2 separate regions of the Homo sapiens genome follow, and region 1 is linked to region 2. A link is a contact called in ENCODE Hi-C or POLR2A ChIA-PET data. All regions are on one chromosome and are shown on one strand. The core of a region is the stretch at or near the end of the contact, and the rest is flanking DNA. Distances in the headings are between cores, read along the strand shown. Region 1 holds the start of ZZZ3 (zinc finger ZZ-type containing 3). Region 2 holds the start of TYW3 (tRNA-yW synthesizing protein 3 homolog).

Region 1 (6,149 bases), core at 1,685-4,184, 2.9 Mb before region 2:
CAGGAAGCACACTCTTACATGACTAGTGTGCAGGAGATTTATTAGGGAATGCTCTTGGGATCATTACTTGTGGGAGGGAAGAAAAGCTGAACTGGGCAGAAGTTGGACTTCAGTGAAGTCTCAATGGAATGCCTTAGCTGATCCTGCAAGTTGTTCTGCAGGAGGAGAAAATCCATCAGAATTGTACCAAATGGAGGTGAGAGGGCTGAGCCTTTTATCCCTGCATTGATCAGTCACTGGATGTGGCCTCTCTGAGAACATTATGACTCTGTGACACTGGCATGCCTGAAAGGGGCTGACAACCGATGGCTGGCTGTGGGTATGACTCTTGGCAGCAGCAGCTCAGTTCTTTATTCCTGAAGTGGGGTCTGAAAAGTGCATCTCAAGGCCTACCACAAATAGTATATATCTCATAGGATTGTCAGAAGCCTAAAATAGGGTAACATAGAAAAGTACACAGCATTTGGCCTGGCACATAGGAATCAAAAGCATGCTAAGTATGGTTATTATAATAGGATTTGGCTCTATAAGTAGAAAGAGCAAGGTAGGGAAACGTGTTTATTTTTGTATCTCTAGTCTTAGCATAGGGCACTAGTATGTTTTATCTTTCCTTTTTTATTTTTGAGACAGTCTTGCTCTGTCGCCCAGGCTGGAGTGCAGTGGCACGATCTCGGCTCACTGCAACCTCCACCTCCCGGGTTCAAGCAATTCTCCTGCCTCAGCCTCCCAAGTAGCTGGGATTACATGGGATAACAGGCGTGTGCCACCACACCTGGCTAATTTTTCTATTTTTAGTAGAGACGAAGTTTCGCCATGTTGGCCAGACTGGTCTTTAACTCCTGACACCTCAGGTGATCTGCCTGTCAAGGCCTCCCAAAGTGGTGGGATTACAGGCTTGAGACACCGCGCCCGGCCTCCCCCACCCCCGTTTTTTTTTGACATACTGCCACCCAGAAACACTAGTATGTTCAATAAATACTTGATGTGTTAAAAACATGTAACCCTTTTTCTTGAAGTAGATGTTACTTTGAGTTGAACTCAAAGCTAAAATACAAAACACCATTTAAAACATTTAATAACTTTTATTAGCAACATAAAAGAAGGCACAACACGTATCCACTTGCCCGAAAAAAAAAATAGTGTTGCAAAGGAAAACAAAAGTAATGAAACAGCACTGGACAATTGTCAAAGAAGAGCCCCAGTTAACGGCTTCTACCACTGGATTTTATATTTTTGGAACATAATCTTTATAGCCACGGAAGGAGGTTTAGCTGTTTTTCCACAGCTCATAAATGATGAAGTTATTTATCTTCATTAATGTGTGTTGGGCTTTATTTTCCTACATGCTCAATATAGTTGGTAGATCTGTTTTGATATTACTGAGCACTGCTTTGTGCCAGACACAATTCTGGGGATACAGCAATGAGCAAAACAGTTTACTAAGTCCCTGCTTTTAAAAATTTTACATTTCTGGTGGTGAGGATACTGACAAATAAGGTCTGGAAGTTGTAACTGTTATGAAGAAATAAAAGCAGGTGAAGAGTTAAAGCAATGGTGCAGGTGTACTTTTTTTGGATACAGTGGTCTGGGCAGCCCTCTGAGAAGGGACCTGAAATATGCATCGAACATCGAGGAGTTAAAAAAAATCTGGAGGAAATGTTCTGCCAGAGAAATCGGCAAGCACAAAGGCCCGAAGTGGTTCGAGCCTGCGTGCTGTGGTACAAGCCAGAGGTGAACGAGGCGAGGCAGAAGCACGATCATAAATACATGTATGGATGTTCTCCTGGCTTGAGACCACAGTGCTAAGGGAGGTGGGGTTTACAAATCTCTCAGGAGGCCACAAAGGGCAGGATGAAGCCGATTTCCAATGGCGGAGCTACGAGGACGCCTTTCCTCTGCTAGGGCCAGGTTGGACGGTTGCAAGGGATGGACTGCAACCCGCCCTCGGAAGACCAAACTTCGCCCAGGGGCAGGGACTGGCCGGGGAGGGCCTCGGCGGCGCCCGACCCGCGGGCGCTGCACGGGCCGCGGTTACCAGCAGGCGGTGTAGTGAGCGCGCCTGCAGCAGCAGCAACAGCAGCAGCAGCGGTCGCCGCCGCCGCCGCCGCCCGCCAGTCCCAACGAGGAGAAAGGAGGGGACCGGAAGGAGCCGCTGGTGCTGCGGGAAGTGGCAGGAGCGGGAGGCGGGGACCCACCTGGAAGCGCCGCGGCGCCGCTATCGAGCTTCCTGCAGCGGTGGCCACCCGAGCAAGTGCCGTGGCGGGGGCGGAGAGCGGCCACGGCGGCGGCGCCTCCCCAAGTGGCCCGTTGCGTCCGACCCCGCGTGAAAGGTGAGCAAGAGCTCGGGACACGTGGTGAGGGCCAGACACGGGGGAGGGAGAATGAAGGGGGAGGGAATGGGGGTGGGAAACGATCGGCTTGGGACCCGGATTTGGAGCCAAGTACCGGGAGGGGGTGGGCTGGAGGCGACGACTGCGACGGCTGCGACGGCTGCGACGGCGAAGCCCCCACGTGGGGCGGGGGTGCGCGCGCACGTGTGCGCGGGCGAAAGGGGGGGCGGGGAGGGCTTTTGGGAGGGCGTCGGGAGCGCGCTCGCTCAGTAGCGGCCCACGTGACGGGCACGCCGAAAATGTTTCCACGTGACAGGGAGGCTGCCTGGGGCAGCGCACTGCGCTCTGTTTATGTAGTATAATCGTGGTAATCGGAGGTTTTTAAGATTTCTGCTTTTCTGTACAAGGGGAAAGGAGGAGACGTATAAAGCGGAAAGACTTCCTACTGTCTCAGTGTTTTAAATGTTCACTACTCCGTTAGTGAAGTGCTTTTTAAGTTCCGAAATACTGATTTTTTTCTGTACCGCCATGTTGGGTCTAGTGGAAGCTCGCGAGATGCGAGTGGGTTTGTATCGCGAGATCTCTCGATTCTCGCGGGACCTCGTTGGCAGAGCAGTTGTCCTGGATGGCGGAGCCTTGGGTTCCGGGGGCCTGGGACCTGCAACTCTTTCTACAAGGCAAGTCGTTAGGGAGGGGCCCGGGGCGAGTGCCTCTTGGTGCCGGGATACGTGCTGCATCAGCTTCCCATAGTCTTGAAGGGAATACAGTAACCCCATTGAGGCAACACTGCCCTCCCCATCCCCCTGCGGGCGCTCCACCACCTGCAAAAGCATATGCACCCCTCAGCCAGGTCCTTCTCCCCACGCAGTGATAGTTCCACCCTGTCCCACTCACTGGAAGTCCGGGAGCCGTGCTCGCGCAGACCTGATGATTCCATTGGATACCGTTCCTCTTACTTTAAGATGTTCTTGTCAGTTTTTCCCTTCTTGCCATTTTCTAAAGTATTCCAGACCGGTTAACTATTGTGTCGCGTTTTCTGCTGCAGTACCTGACTCCAGTCTCCTGAAACAGAACTCCTCCCATCTATTTTCTCTGGGTGTCATTTACTCATCACCCTGACTTCGTATTTTCAGTAACTTTTGGCAGTATTTGGAGGGCCCATTATGTCTCTGACAACACCTGTGGTCAGAATAAAATCCTGCTTTTCATCATTTTGTACGTGCCTATTAACTCAGTTATCGGTAGGGTTTTAATTACTACTGTGTTACTGAGGTTGCCATCTTTGAAGTTTAGGGATGGTTGTTTTAGGTTATATATTTAAGGTAACAGACTGTTTCATGTGATTTTTTTTTTTTTTTTTTTGAGACGGAGTCTCGCTCTTGTCGCCTAGGCTGGAGTGTAGTGGGGCGATCTCGGCTCATTGCAACCTCCGCCTCCCGGGTTCAAGCGATTCTCCTGCCTCAGCCTCTCGAGTATCGAGTAGCTGGGATTACAGTCGCGCTTCACCACGCCCGGCTAATTTTTGTGTTTTTAGTAGAGACGGGGTTTCACCATGTTGGCCAGGCTGGTCTCAAACTCCTGACCTCAAGTGATCCACCTGCCTTGGCCTCTCAAAGTGCTGGGATTTCAGCACTGTACAGGCGTGAGCCACCGCGCCCGGCCTCAGGTCAACTTTTTAGTAAAGAGCAAACTCATAAATTTTGGCATCAGAGTTTGAGCTTTATTTTTCTTAAATGAGTTTGAAATCAATTTAATATTTCTCTCCAATTCCCTAATGTCTCAGAAGTGAATTTACAGTATACCTTTGTTTTTTCGTATTCTTAAGTAGTATTTGGATTTTATTTAGTAGTTGCAGTACTAAATAAGGAGTGGGGAGTTAATTACAAAACGAATCAGGTGACTAGTTAATTTATTCATAGTTTGTTTTTTAAAACTACAAAAGTGTTTTTTTTTCCTATACATAATACAGAGAGGTATATAGTATAGAGTAACACAGTGCTTGTTTCACGGTACCACAAAGTTCCATTCCTCAGTCTTAAATCTCTGTAACCAGCCTTTGTGGTTGCTGTGTATCATTCCAGATATTTCCATATTTTGGTTTAGTTTTTGTTTCTTAAATGAAGGGGAGAAAGTGTTGTTTTAATGGGGTACCAACACAATATTGGCAATCAGTAAACATTTTTTAACTAAATTAAATTTTTATTTAGTGATATATGCCTGTTTGTCAAGACTTACGTATGCATACTTACGCAGATTTTTTTTGTTTGTACTGATTTTTTTGGTAGTATAATCTTGTGAAAATATCACAAGTAACTTATTTTTGCAGTAAAGTTGATTTATTGTGCTTGGTAGCTTTGCACAGAAAGAAAGTACATGTAAAACAAGATTTAAATAAATTAATGTTTTATCACTTGAGTTTTATATTTTTATCTTTAATGTGTGTTATGTATTTAACTTTATATATTATATATTCTAAACTGTAACCTAACTATATAGGAGTTTTTCAGACGTTTTAAAAGTTTATCACTGTGATTAAAATGATAGTTTGACCATGCAACTTAGTGATCTCAATTGGAGAGTGGTAGACATTAGTAGTTAGTACAAACAAAGGTATATATACTTGAAGTTGCTAAGCGGCTATCATTTTGTAAGTGTTGTTTTTGTAATTTCCCCCCGCCAAACCTACCAGTAATAATATTTATCAGACCAGTCACATAAGAGAATTGTCCACTCTTTGGGCAATGTGGTTTTTTGTTGTAACAGTGCAAGTAGAAATGTTGAGGAATAGAAGTGAGTGTTGAGAGGTATGATGTTGGAAAGAGGAAAAGGGGACATTGGGAGTGTAGAGGTTGATACTGAAATGGAATTGGACAAGTTGGGGAGAAAAGAGGAATGTAGAAGGTTGACAGTGAGGCAAGAGCCATGGTGCAAGAATAGTCAGGCTCATAATAGTTGGAGGACAGCCCGAGTCGGTATTTGAGGCAACTTTCTCCTCCTATTCTTTTTTAGATAGTTCTGGGTCTATTCACAGAATTGCTAGATATTTCCTGTCATAAAAGTCAGCAGCTTAAGGTTATACTTAATTGAAACCTTGTGAATTCTTTACTTTAGATAAAGCTATTCTGTTAAATAACATTTGTTAAGTACGTTTTATTATTATTTTTAGAAGTGGGAAATTGTGAAAATGACAATGAGTTTGAAGGTCACAGTTCTACAATGGCCTTTGCAAAGGTATCTACATAAGTTTAGCTTGGTAACTGGGCCTTTAATAGTCCACGTGCATCTGATCTATGAAATAATATATGTTCCTTGTTCTTAGAACTTTTGTTTTATAAACTTTTCAGTATTGGGTCTTGGGAAATACCAGTCTTTTACAGACACGAAATTATTTGAGGTACTTGGTAGAAATATACTGAGAAAAATCCAAGGAAGAGGAAAAATGTATTTTTACATGGTTTGTGTTTGGTTGAGTAAAATTTAAATAACCAAGAAATTTAATTTTCACTTTTCTCAATTATTACGGTCATATAAATGATGAGAGCTAATGAACTTCAGTGATCAGAGGAAACTATTAACAGTGATAATATAATAATACTGATTTATTCTCACTTGAGTTTTTTCCTTAAGGTCTGACACCATGCCAATTTCCACAGACCTGTAACTTTAAGTTACCTTAAGCTGGGCCTGGTGGCTCACGCCTGTAATACAAGCACTTTGGGAGGCCGAGGTGGGAGGATTGCTTGAGACCAGCAACAACATAGTCAGACCACGTTTCTACCAAAAAAGAAAAAAAATTAGCCTGGTAGTGCACGCCTGTAG
Region 2 (5,857 bases), core at 1,938-4,437:
TGAAAGGTAAAACTACTTGATAAACATCTTCTGAAATATGGTCATGATTTTGCAAGAAAAAAAGGGATTAGTATAAGGGATAATACTAGCAGCACCTGAGTTGTACTCTAGCTATTTGGCTAGCACAGTATTTAAAAATGAAAAAAAAATAATTTTAATTTCTTTTGTAGGACAGCACTGTCCCAATTCCACACAAGACCTACTACCCTTTATTGTCACCTATGCCGTTTACACATTTATAATACTTCCTTGGTCTCTAGAGGCATAAATTTGTGACCTCTGAATTAGACTTTAGATGTAGTCCTGAAGGATGGAGCTAAGACTGAAAGGTCAAAGTTTCATGAAGGCAAACATTTTAATATTAACTTAAATTGAACAAATGTTTATTTGCAAAGTTCTATTAGGTACTTTGGGTATACACAGAACCTACCCCTCAAGGACACTGGAAAGGGGATGCAGGAAACCACATGAACAGAAATCACTATACTCAAAGTAACTATAATTTATACGATGGATCCACAAGAGACTCTGCTGTCTGCCCTTGGAACCGGGAATTGCTATGCATGTCCTAAATAAATATTTTGACTTCATTGTATGACTTCGGTGATGGTGACTTACGTATCTGACATTGTGCTGGCTACTCTGAATCTTAGAGCCAAATGTATGGCCCACTTCTAGCAACTTTACAGGATCTAGTGGTGGGATTGGCAACTAATGCCATCGCTGGCTTCATCTTATCTATATTTTCTTTATCCAGATTTTCCCACTTTTTATTTTTTCTTGTGTTGCCTGTTTGTAAGTTGCCCCAAATCCTTACTGAAATAAGGCAGATTTTAAAATAAACCATAATACGAGGTGTAAGATAAGAAATAAAAGTCTAACCAGTACAGAAGCAGTCATTACTTCCAAGTAGGTAGTATGTGTTTGTGGGTTCAGGTGGGAGAGGGGAGTTTTGGGAATCATGTCTCAGATATGCAGAGATAGGAAAACATTTCAGGAAAAAAACCGCCAAAAAACATGAGCAAAAGCAAGTAAATACAAGATGAAAAGAACAGTTTAGTTTCAGTAACTAGCTAAAGATGAAGAAAAGCAATGAAAAAAAGGTTGAAAGGTATACTAGAGTAAGCATTTGGATTTTCTGATGTAGAAAAATGTGTAATAAAACATAGCATAGGTGAGAGATAAGCAGAGTTGCAATTTGTCAAACATGGTTTGGAGAAGAATAGTTAAGTGGCTTGTTAGAGAACCATTGCAAAAATCAAGGCGAGACAGAGTTATGGAAATGGGGCAAGAGAGAGTTTGTGGGCAAGAATGCCATTGCTCTGAAGGTGATGGAAGTGATTTAAAAATGAACAGGCCCTGCTAACTTGAGAGATCAGCAAATAAATGATCAGTCAATAATGGACCTAAAGAATGAGCCTAACAATGTGCTGTCTTCCATGCTCTTAAGCCAATACTACGAATAAAATCAGTACACAGCCAACTTTTACAGTGCATGGGCCAGGCACAAAGCCAAATATTTCAAAAAAAATTATCCTATTTTCTCCACACAAAATCCCTATAAAGCAGATACTTTTTATTATCCTCAGTTCATAGAACAGGAAGGGGCAGAGTTGAGATAGCTTTCCTAAGGTCACATAGCCCGTGGTTTTTAATCTAAGCAGTATCACTCCCAAGCAGCCTTATCCTCAGGGGATATGTCCCAAGACCCCCTAGTGGATGCCTGAAACCTCAGATCAATTTCTTTTTCCTTCTTCACTTCACAATTTCACTGACAAGATTCATTCTTTCCGTAGATCTTAGCAACCTCAGCATATGCTGTTTTTTCTTTCCTTAAGTCTTTCCTTAAGAACTTTCACCTTTTCACTTCAAAAAAGCACTTTAAAACTTACTGTTGGCAGATCCAAATCGCCAGCATCATTACTCCCGTACTTTGGGGCCATTATTAAGTAAAATAAGAGTTACTTGAACACAAGCACTGTGATACCACCACAGTCGATCTGATAACCCAGAAGGCTACCAAGCAGCTAAAGGGCAGCAAGAATATATAGTGGAATATTCTGGACAAAGGGATGATTCACCTTCCATTCTGGAAGGAGCTGGTTGGCTCAAGATTTTATCACGCTACTCAGAACAGCATGCAATTTAAAACTTACTAATTGTTTATTTCTGGAATTTTCATTTAATATTTTCAGACTGCTGTTGACTGGGGTAACTGAACCTGCAAATAAGGAGGTATGGCTTGTACAGCTGCTTCTTGATTTATGATGGGGTTACATCCCAATAAATCCGTCATAAGTGGAAAATGTAAGTCAAAATGCATTTACTACCCCTGTAAACCCATCATAAAGTTAAAAAAAAAAGTCTAACCATCCTAAATTATATACGATCGTACTTTTCTCTGCGTAAAACTACTAGAGTTGTAATAATGGAGGGGCTCACTAGGAGGCAGTAAACTCCTTAACACTGGTGATGTTCAAGCATGCAGTAACAATGATTTGCCAGAGCTGTTGATGAGCGGATTCCGGCATTCAATACCTTAGCAAGCTACAAAGTCTTTAGATTCCCTTAGTATTCATATAATAAAATCAAATTTTCTAAACTTTGCCACACAAGATAGTTCCCAGGTCAGCAGTTTCAACATCATTTGGGCACTTGTTAGAAATGCACAGTATCAGGCCCTACCCTACACTTAAAGAATCGGGATCTGTATTTTAAAAGATGCTCAGCTGATTAATAGCCACGTTAAACTTTTAGAAGCACTGATCTAATCCCCTAAATTTCACATATAAAGAAACAGAGACCACCCCTCAGAGGAGCAAACACAGACATGCTGGATCCGGTCGTCACTGGATGGGAACAGGGCTCCTGAAGTTTCGCACTAGAAGGCAGGCGATGGACAGGCGCAAAGGGGCCTCACCCGGTCAAGGAGTAGGATGCGGCCAGCGCAGGAGCTGGTGGTGAAAAACTGATCTCGCATGTTCAGAAACTGCACAAGCTCTACCACATCCTCGTCAACACTGCCCTTCCGGCTGAGGTCCGCTTTGCTCAAACATTGCGCCTTCCATTTCCTGAACTCCGCGCTGCGATCCATGGGTGACGGACTCAGGGTCTGCGCTCGGCTCCTTCATGGTAGCCTCGTCTCTCCCTGGGGGCAGCCATATTGAAGCGAGCGGTGGCCGAAAAGGTCCAAACTTCCTCTTCGTTCTTAATTTGGGAAATTCTAGTGCCTTCGCCTAGGGGTGGAGAGAGGCGCACATCCTGGGTGGAGCGAGGCGCACATCCTGGGTGGAGCCTGCAAAAGTTGGAGAAGGTGTGGCAGTCCTCATTTCTGTGGAATCTGAAGAAGCCCACGCAGATTTTAATTCCCACTCTAGATTCTGGTAAGTGGTTTTAAAAACTCTCCTTAGTTGTTTAGACAGCGAATCTCCCCACTGCTCGTCCAAGTGGAACCGAGTTTGATTTTGGCTGCACCCCTTTCCTGCCCTCTGTCCTCCCAGAGAACTAGTGCGTAGAGCTCCAGACCGAAGCCATTCCCCTCCAGGGGCTGCAAGTTCCCATCCATAAATCAGGTAGGAAGTTTTGCCTTCTGGTCCTGGGCTCCTAGCCCTGGTCCTGCGTTTAGGCTCTGAGTTTAGGCTACCACACCATGAGGTGTCCGTTGGCACTACCCCTGCCCAGCCTCCGCCCCCCGCACTCCCTGTCCCCCAGCCCCACGCTGCACCCCCCCCCCCCCCCCCCGCCAGTCACCCGCTTGATTTTTCCCTGCAGCCAGTGCCTGGGTTTGGGGATTCCTGCAGCAGCGCCCAGCGGTCTGTCCAGGGCCCCTTCCCACAGCCCAGCTCTCAGCTGTAGAGGATTTGTCCTAGGTAGGGCCCCTTCCCACAGCCCAGCTGTAGGGGATTTCTTCTCCTAGGTAGGGCCCCTTCGCACAGCCCAGCTGTAGGGATTTGATTTCTTCTCCTAGGTAGGGCCCCTTCCCACAGCCCACCTGTCAGCTGTAGGGGATTTCTCCTAGGTAGGGCTCCTTCCCACAGCCCAGCTGTGGGGGATTTCTTCTCCTAGGTAGTGCCCCTTCGCACAGCCCAGCTGTAGGGGATTTGATTTCTTCTCCTAGGTAGGGCCCCTTCCCACAGCCCACCTGTCAGCTGTAGGGGATTTCTCCTAGGTAGGGCTCCTTCCCACAGCCCAGCTGTAGGGGATTTCTTCTCCTAGGTAGTGCCCCTTCGCACAGCCCAGCTGTAGGGGATTTGATTTCTTCTCCTAGGTAGGGCCCCTTCCCACAGCCCAGCTGTGGGGGATTTTTTGTCTTGGATTCCCACAATTACAGGTTTCCCGGAGCTTCCTCCAGCTTTGCCATCAGGATTGCAGTCTTTGAGAGAAATGTATAGTTTTATTGACCCTGTGACGCCCACCACCTAGAATAATCTTCAAAAGAAAATTACAAAACACCCTGTTAACACATCGTTGGATGTTTATACTGAGTTTCTAGAGGAGACTCAGTGACCAGGGAAGGTGTGTCAATGATTAAACCTAAAGGCTAAAGTTTGGAATGCTTGTCCGTAGCTAATGGAAATTGTTGTGCGAGTCCCTCTGAAGCCACTGTGATTACGTGTCTGGTTAGCGCAGCGAGTTCAGCAGCAAATCTCTCCAAGCTCTACTCCTCCAGCATTAGGGAACAGACTGCCCTGTTCCATACGATCATGGAACCTGGAGGAGTCCGAAATTATTAAACTCCTCCCCTCTTCTTACCCCGTCCTATCTCAAGTGAACAGAAGTGACCTGATAAGATCACACAGCCAGGAAGAGACTTTCTCTGACCACTTGTAATTCTTGCCTTTTTTACATTTCTGGGTTAATAATAAACCATATGCTTACATGAGTCATTGTGTATTAGCAGCAGAACAATTTGTAATGATTGATTTTTTTTCTAAGTTTTCAGTTTTTAAAATTCTTGCCAGAATTCTTATTTAATTTTACTTTTGCTCTTGTCTCATAATGTTCCTTTGCTCTGGCTTTGTGACTTGATCTGTTCATCCTATGTTAAAATATACTCCTAACATTTTCCCAATTCCTTTAATTTTCGTTTAAATCAAATGGATACAAGCATAGCCAGGAAAAAGATCACTGTTGGAAGAGGGATTTTAGATTTTCTATTTCCTAGATTTGTAAGGCATATTGGCAACCTTTCAGAGGTAAAATTAAACCAAAAATTAAACCAAGGGACTCTTAATTTTTAAAAGTTTATATTTGATAAACAGGAAGGCCTATTTGAAGTATAGTTTAATTAAAAAGCACAAGCAATGGAAAGGCCTGTCCTGTTCACAAGGATCCGATGCTAGGGAGTAATTTTTTTTTATACATTTTTAAAAATAGAATCATGTCCTTTGTATTTCTGCTGCATTCCCTGACTTAGTGGGCATTTGAGAAATTTCAAACTCTAAGCAGATGCCTTAGTCATAAAATATGCGATTCTACCTGCAGGTTAGTTTGATTTCACATTTTCTAGCTCAATCTGTCTCACTATCACTATTGTAAAGTTTATTTCTACGAAGTAAAGGGTCTTATATGCCAGCATCTCAAAGGGTGAGATGAAAAGGATGGTAAAGAAAAAAATCAGCTAACACCATTTAATTACAGGACTTGGGTTCTAGCTTTGCTTCTGTGTGACCCTGACCAAGTCTCTTAACCTCTTGTGATGTTTTCTCATCCATAAAATGGATGGCGATTTTATTTTTACTTCTGCATAAAATAATAGTTTAAATAACTTCTCTACCTGTTCTGAAAACAGTTAAGTCAATGGAGGTGGAAGACTTATGCTTTTTAGAAGAAATCCGGTATTACAGGATTTTAAGTA

What was found. Hi-C counts contacts between places; a loop is a spot of excess contacts on that map. ChIA-PET counts read pairs that join two places held with the same protein, here RNA polymerase II (POLR2A). Pooled maps may share reads with other maps.
Region 1: a loop to region 2 is called in a map of naive thymus-derived CD4-positive, alpha-beta T cell, with 23 times the contacts of the local background. The contact joins the promoter of ZZZ3 here to the promoter of TYW3 in region 2. A Hi-C loop is called at or near these places in 1 of 168 maps with a recorded cell type or tissue (naive thymus-derived CD4-positive, alpha-beta T cell), 2 of 37 single-sample maps with no recorded cell type and 12 of 50 pooled maps. POLR2A ChIA-PET finds 5 or more read pairs at or near these places in 2 of 52 experiments (CD4-positive, alpha-beta T cell and HepG2).

What each region holds. Positions count from the first base shown.
Region 1 is chr1:77,679,443-77,685,591 of GRCh38, reverse strand. It overlaps ZZZ3 (zinc finger ZZ-type containing 3), which reads left to right and starts at 2,934. Exons shown (of 15, transcript NM_015534.6): 1 at 2,934-3,007. RefSeq lists enhancers at 1,679-1,778, 1,208-1,981, 2,799-2,878 and silencers at 1,929-1,988, 1,999-2,418.
Region 2 is chr1:74,730,482-74,736,338 of GRCh38, reverse strand. It overlaps TYW3 (tRNA-yW synthesizing protein 3 homolog), which reads right to left and starts at 3,187. Exons shown (of 6, transcript NM_138467.3): 1 at 2,921-3,187. The coding sequence starts at 3,094. CRYZ (crystallin zeta) reads left to right here and starts at 3,289. Exons shown (of 9, transcript NM_001889.4): 1 at 3,289-3,383. RefSeq lists enhancers at 2,573-2,672, 3,053-3,342, 2,897-3,607, 4,203-4,492.